Linked DNA regions of Homo sapiens: region 2 is linked to region 1. A link is a loop called in an ENCODE intact Hi-C map of the cell type or tissue named here. Cell type or tissue: endothelial cell of umbilical vein. All regions are shown on one strand. Each heading gives the region's core, and the rest is flanking DNA. Links, peaks and the distances in the headings are about the cores only.

The links. Hi-C counts contacts between places; a loop is a spot of excess contacts. Peaks named below come from ENCODE experiments on the same cell type or tissue, not always from the same donor. Only the 100,000 strongest peaks of a DNase experiment are listed, where the experiment ranks them.
Region 2: it touches region 1 in a loop (5-fold over the local background); 1 of 110 quality-filtered maps calls a loop at or near these places.

The regions. Positions count from the first base shown.
Region 1 is chr11:60,098,892-60,101,815 of GRCh38, reverse strand. No RefSeq gene overlaps it. Among named protein-coding and RNA genes, the nearest start is that of MS4A2, 12 kb to the right of the region's middle. In endothelial cell of umbilical vein, for the core only: no CTCF peak of the experiment used is centred there; DNase peaks (open chromatin) are centred at 265 and 1,105; H3K27ac peaks cover 1,859 bases.
Region 2 is chr11:60,158,436-60,161,359 of GRCh38, reverse strand. It overlaps LINC02705 (long intergenic non-protein coding RNA 2705), which reads left to right. Exons shown (of 4, transcript XR_950142.1): 1 at 1-16; 2 at 504-635; 3 at 978-1,081; 4 at 1,491-2,119. Among named protein-coding and RNA genes, the nearest start is that of LINC02705, 4.5 kb to the left of the region's middle. In endothelial cell of umbilical vein, for the core only: no CTCF peak of the experiment used is centred there; DNase peaks (open chromatin) are centred at 1,309 and 1,899; H3K27ac peaks cover 1,799 bases.

The sequences.
Region 1 (2,924 bases), core at 89-2,588:
TATGCCCAATTTCTGCCTCCAAAGAAAAAAAAAAAGTAAAAACTAAAAGGCAGAAATGAAATCCACAAGCAGACAGCCCGGTGCCACACCCTAGGCCTGGTAGTTAAAGATCGACCCCTGACCTAATCAGTTATGTTATCTGTAGATTACAGACATTGTATAAAAAAGCACTGTGAAAATCCGTATCCTGTTTTGTTTTGATCTAATTACTGGTGCATGCAGCCCCTAGTCACATACCCGCTGCTTGCTCAATCGATCATGACCCTCTCAGGCGCACCCCGTTAGAGTTGTGAGCCCTTAAAAAGGACAGGAATTGCTCACTTGGGGAGCTCGGCTCTTGAAACAGGAGTCTTGCTGATGCCCCTGGCCGAATAAACCCCTTCCTTCTTTAACTCAGTGTCGGAGGAGTTTTGTCTGTGGTTTGTCCTGCTACACGCCCACCTCTGCCTCCCAAAGTGCTGGGATTATAGGTGTGAGCCACCACAACCAGCCCGGCTTTATTCACTTTCTTACTCTCGTATAGGATTTGGAATTCCAGTTCAAATTTTCCAGTTTAATTGTTGATTTCTCATGGTACCTGCTCATGCCAGAAAAACTCTGTACGTTCTAGTAACATCTTCTATTTGCCTAAGTGGATCTTTCTCTCCTCTCTCCCTTTTTGCACATGAACTTCTGAAGGACAGCATTTATAGCAATTCATATTTTCTGTTCTGTGTCTTAGCAAAATGTCTGGAATCTAACAGGGCATCGGCTCTTATTCAGGTCTGTTGCCATATCCATAGAATCATGTTAGATAAAATATCAATTTATTTACAAATGGCAAAACATGGCAGCACCATTGTCTATCCTAGGACACTTGTCTCTAAAAAAAAAAAAAAAAAAAAAAAATCATTGAACAATAGCATACCATGTAAGAAACCACTCTTAACATTCTCATATAGACCAATTGCCAGCCCTCCTTCTGCCCAGCCTAAATCTATCCCCAGGACAAGGCCTTACAGCAGCACAAAACAGATTCCAATCCAAAAATTTTATATAGGGCCACCAAATAACAAGAGGAAATGAGCTGTTTTCTCTGGGCACCTTTTACGCACTGTTTAGTGTTAGAGCCAAAAATTGATCTTGGCTCTCTCTCTTCCTTCTGTTTTTTACAGATTGAGCCTCTTGTACTGTTTTTCAACCAGTTCCTTCCTGATAGGCAGACATGGTGGGTTAAGATATTTCTCACTGATGAAGAAAGTTGATATGCTTTTACAGGTTTCCCAAAACTCATCTGATAGCATTTTCCCTAGAGCCTCTTTCCATCTACCTCTCTGCCTTTTTGGGACTAAGATAACATCATTTTGTAATATATGTTTTTTACAGTTCAATTTATTTGGAAGTAGTCTATGTGAAGGTTACTAATAATTACATTCCCTGATCTTACCCAGGGTCTTAAGCCCACTTTTTCCAACCGGAGTTAAGGGATAGGTGAATATTGCCAAACGTTCCTGAGAAGCTGACAGTGTCTCTTTTCCTAATTTCAAGTTCAGGATTACACATCAATGTCTATAAATGAAAAAACAGGTTCCATTCATCATTCGAGAAACCGGGCTAAATGATTTTTGAACATGCACAATATTATGTTTAATATATCCATTTAAGAAACAGAAGAAAACTAAGATAGAATAAAATGATTGGCCAAGATCATACAGCCAATACCTAATATAGCTACTGCAATTTGCTTCTGCGTATATTGTATTCCAAAATCCACCATCTTAATAATCCATGACCCCCAATATTGTTCAACAAAACCCTATGCTGGAACTCCCAGATAGAGGCTATTTGGAGATGTAAGTTCAGCTCACTTAACTGTTTGTAGAGTGAACAGAGGTTTTCCAGTGGAGGGAAATACTCATGTAACACAGAGAGATACTAACGAGGGAGCCTCACACTCTGGGATATATAGATTTACCCCAACACTCTAAATCAAGTTACAATTAAAAATATGGTACCCTGTCTCATTAGTTGTTTATATAAGTAGATTCATGTCTATAGCGGGAATTGTTACCTATTATATACTTATAATGGGAATTATTTGGGAAATTTTCTTTCTTTTTTTATTTTTTATTTTTTTTGAGACAGAGTCTCGCTGTGTCACCCAGGATGGAGTGCAGTGGCGCAATCTCGGCTCACTGCAAGCTCCCGGGTTCACGTGATTCTCCAGCCTCAGCCTCCCAAGTAGCTGGGACTACAGGTGCCCACCACCACGCCCGGCTAATTTTTAGTATTTTTAGTAGAGACGGGGTTTCACCGTGGTCTCTATCTCCTGACCTCGTGATCTGCCAGCCTCGGTCTCCCAAAGGGGAAATTTTATTTCTAAGACAATTTTTAGGAAAAAAACCCTTTGATTAGCATTTTTCAGAGGGATTTAGAAAAATATTATTGTTGCAGGTGTCCTGCTACACCACACACTTCTTTTTTTTTTTTTTTTTTTTTTTTTTTGAGACGCAGTCTTGCTCTTTTGCCCAGGAGGGACTGCAGTGGCGCTATCTCGGCTCACGGCAAGCTCCGCCTCCCTGGTTCATGCCATTCTCCTGCCTCAGCCTCCCGAGTAGCTGGGACTACAGGCGCCCGCCACCACGCCTGGCTAATTTTTTGTATTTTTTAGTAGAGACGGGGTTTCACCGTGTTAGCCAGGATGGTCTCGATCTCCTGACCTCGTGATCCACCCGCCTTGGCCTCCCAAAGTGCTGGGATTACAGGCGTGAGCCACCACGACCGGCATCACTTCTTTACCCAAAGTGGAGAGCTACTCCTTTGAAAATATGTCCACCAAATAGTTCTGATTGCTGTTGCTATCTCAACCACAAACTAAGTAATTGTGATTACCAAAAATCCTAAATATTGAAAAATCACAGAATATGGGAACAGAAAGACCAGTT
Region 2 (2,924 bases), core at 320-2,819, 59 kb before region 1:
GCCCCAGGTCCTAGGGGTGAGTGAACACGAGACCAGAGCACAGGCTTAGGGGAAAAGCATCATTTCCTGAGACAGGACTGAGATTTCCTCAAGATATCCACATTTTCCAGGTCACTGAGTATGGTAGAAAACTATCTGAACCTTTCTGAACTAAACAAACCTTACAAATTGACAAAATGAAAAGGGACTGAATAAAGCTGTTCATTATTGGAAGGAAAAAAAACACAAAAATGTTATCATTACTTATGTATTAGGTTGGTGCAAAAGTCACTGCGGTTTTTGCCATTAAAAGTAATGGCAAATATATAAATAAATAATAGTAAGATTAATTGCAGTATCCTGTGTTGGACAAGAGAACAGACAATGCATACATTTTTATCTTCCTGCAAGATATCTCAAGTTTGGAGTCTCGGAGGTGGGGAAGGAATTAATGTGCAATGATGTTAGAAAGGCCTTCACCCTGAGAAGATGCACCTCCTCACAGGATGTTTTTTACTCTCCAGGAGGCTCAGATCCTGATTGGGCTGATGACACGATGCCTGCGTCTCACAATGGCGCTTTTTGTTTCAACTGTTTATGCAGTTGGAGTTCTCCATATAATTAATATGAACTATCATTTATGGGGATCCTTCTCAGTGAGTACTAGTCATTGTTCTACTACTTCTAATTTCAGGTATCTGCAAATGACTTCATCATTTTCTCTTGAAAATCTATGCATTAATTTTAAATACCAAACTTGGACAATTGTTTGGGTAAATAATATTGACAAAAGAGTGGGAGAAGGTAGGAGATTATTTTAGGAAAGGGAGTGCCGATGGAAGCTCTGAGTTGATTCTCTTTAATCAGTTCTTTCCGTCTGGAGCACTGTGGAAATAGCAGCAAATCAGCCAGGAAAAACAATAGAGGTATAAATGAATTGAATAATTAGTACACAGAAGCATAACCATCATCAACACTGGGTTTGTATCCTCATTTAGGAAGAACTGCTGAATGCTGGATATGAAAGCTAATGTCTTTGAGAGTCAGTGGACAAGTCTGTAACAGGGGCTTTGCTGCTGGAAGGAAAGCGACCAAGGGTCTGGTAAGTGTCTTTTGGTTAAGCCTGAGAGTTCTAGCAAGAGACATTTCCTGAGCTGCAAGGATAAGACACATCAAACCTGGCTGGTTCTCTAAAGAGGCTCCCTAGAAATGTTCTCATGTAATCCTAATAAATTTTTCCCCTGTGACACTTAGGCAAGAATGATAGACTTAGCTCTGTGCTATGACATTCCATGTGCAATACAATCCCTGCATTGGAGCCTGATGTAATCAAGGCTTCCTCTATACCAGATGCTTCCTCCCCCCCAACATTTTTTTTTCCAGAGTGGGAGCACTGTCCAAGTTGATATCCAAATTCAAATCAACTGAGTTAAATGTCATTTTGTGGACTCTCAGAGACAGAAAGAACACGAGACTGTATATTTCCAAAAATCTTTTTCTCTCCTTTTCAGATCCAAGGCAGCCTGGGGATGAATACAGTCAGTGCCACCACAGCAGGAACAGGCACAGTTCTGATGGCTGTGGAAGTAATATATATCTTTTTAAGAAGAATTTGTATCTCTACTTATAGCACATTTTTTTCTGTAGTAAGTACTGTTGCACTAATACAATAATATAAATAGGTTTTATATTCAGGAGGTTTCCTTGTGAATTCTCACCATGGAGCTAACTGGAGTCATTGGACTTATACATATTGGACTATCTCTTGAAATTTACAGGATTTGGGCTTTTGAACCATGCCAGGAATAACGTACCGAAAAAAAAATAACCTCTTCTCTCTGACCACTCTGATGTTGTGTGCTTGGACAATGGAAAATGTTGTAAGGACTCAGAGTCCAGGGAGCACTTCCCTCTTGATTTGAAACACTAGCTGAAGAGAAAACAGAAAACTGACAGCTGTAGCTACACCATAATTTCCAAGGATTCTGAGCAACAAGCTAAGATGACTGGGTCATATACATTCATTTTCCTCAATGGCATCCACAGTGAGTGAGAAGTTCAGGGAGTTAAATGCAGGCTGTTGTGAAATAAGAAGCAACTGGTTTTAAAGACTAAAAGATACTTCTAAGCCAAACAAAAGCAAAACAAAACAAACAAAATACTATGAGGTGTAGGGATGGCTAAAACAAACAAACAAAATCAGTTTAGACACTTTGTCTAATCTGCCACTCTTTTTAAATATACATATATATATTTATATATATACGTGTGTATATATATGTAATAATAGTATATCTATATCTATAGTATATCTTACTGTGGTAAGAATATTTAACATGAGATTAGCAACCTAAAGCATTTTTGTGTACAAGATATTATTGTTGACTATAGGTACAATAGTGTACACAGGATCTCCAGAGCTTACTCATCTTGCTTGACTGAAGCTTTATATCTGTTGATTAGCAACTCCCCACTTTTGCTATCCTCAGATCCTGGTAACCAGCATTTCAGCCTCTGATTCTATGAGTCACACTATTTTAGATACCTCGTATGATTGGAATCACGCAATATTTGTCTTTCTGTGACTGGTTTTTATCGTATGCATCATGGCCTCAAGGTTCATTTATGTTGCAGTATATTGCAGAATTTCCTTCTTTCTAAAGCCTTAAAAAGGCCTTTCTTCATTATTGGAAGAAAAAAAGCAAAAGCATTATTTATTTATGTATTAGGTTGGCATATACCACATTTTCATATTTTGGCTACCATGAATAGTGATTAAATGAACATAGGAGTGCTAATATCTCTTGGGGATCCTGATTTTACTGTTTTGGGATTAATACCCAGAAATGGGATTGTTGGATCATATGGGAGTTATTTAAGTTTTTGAAAAAAATTATATGTCTTTCCAGAGCGGCAGCACCATTTTACATTTCCACCAACAGTGT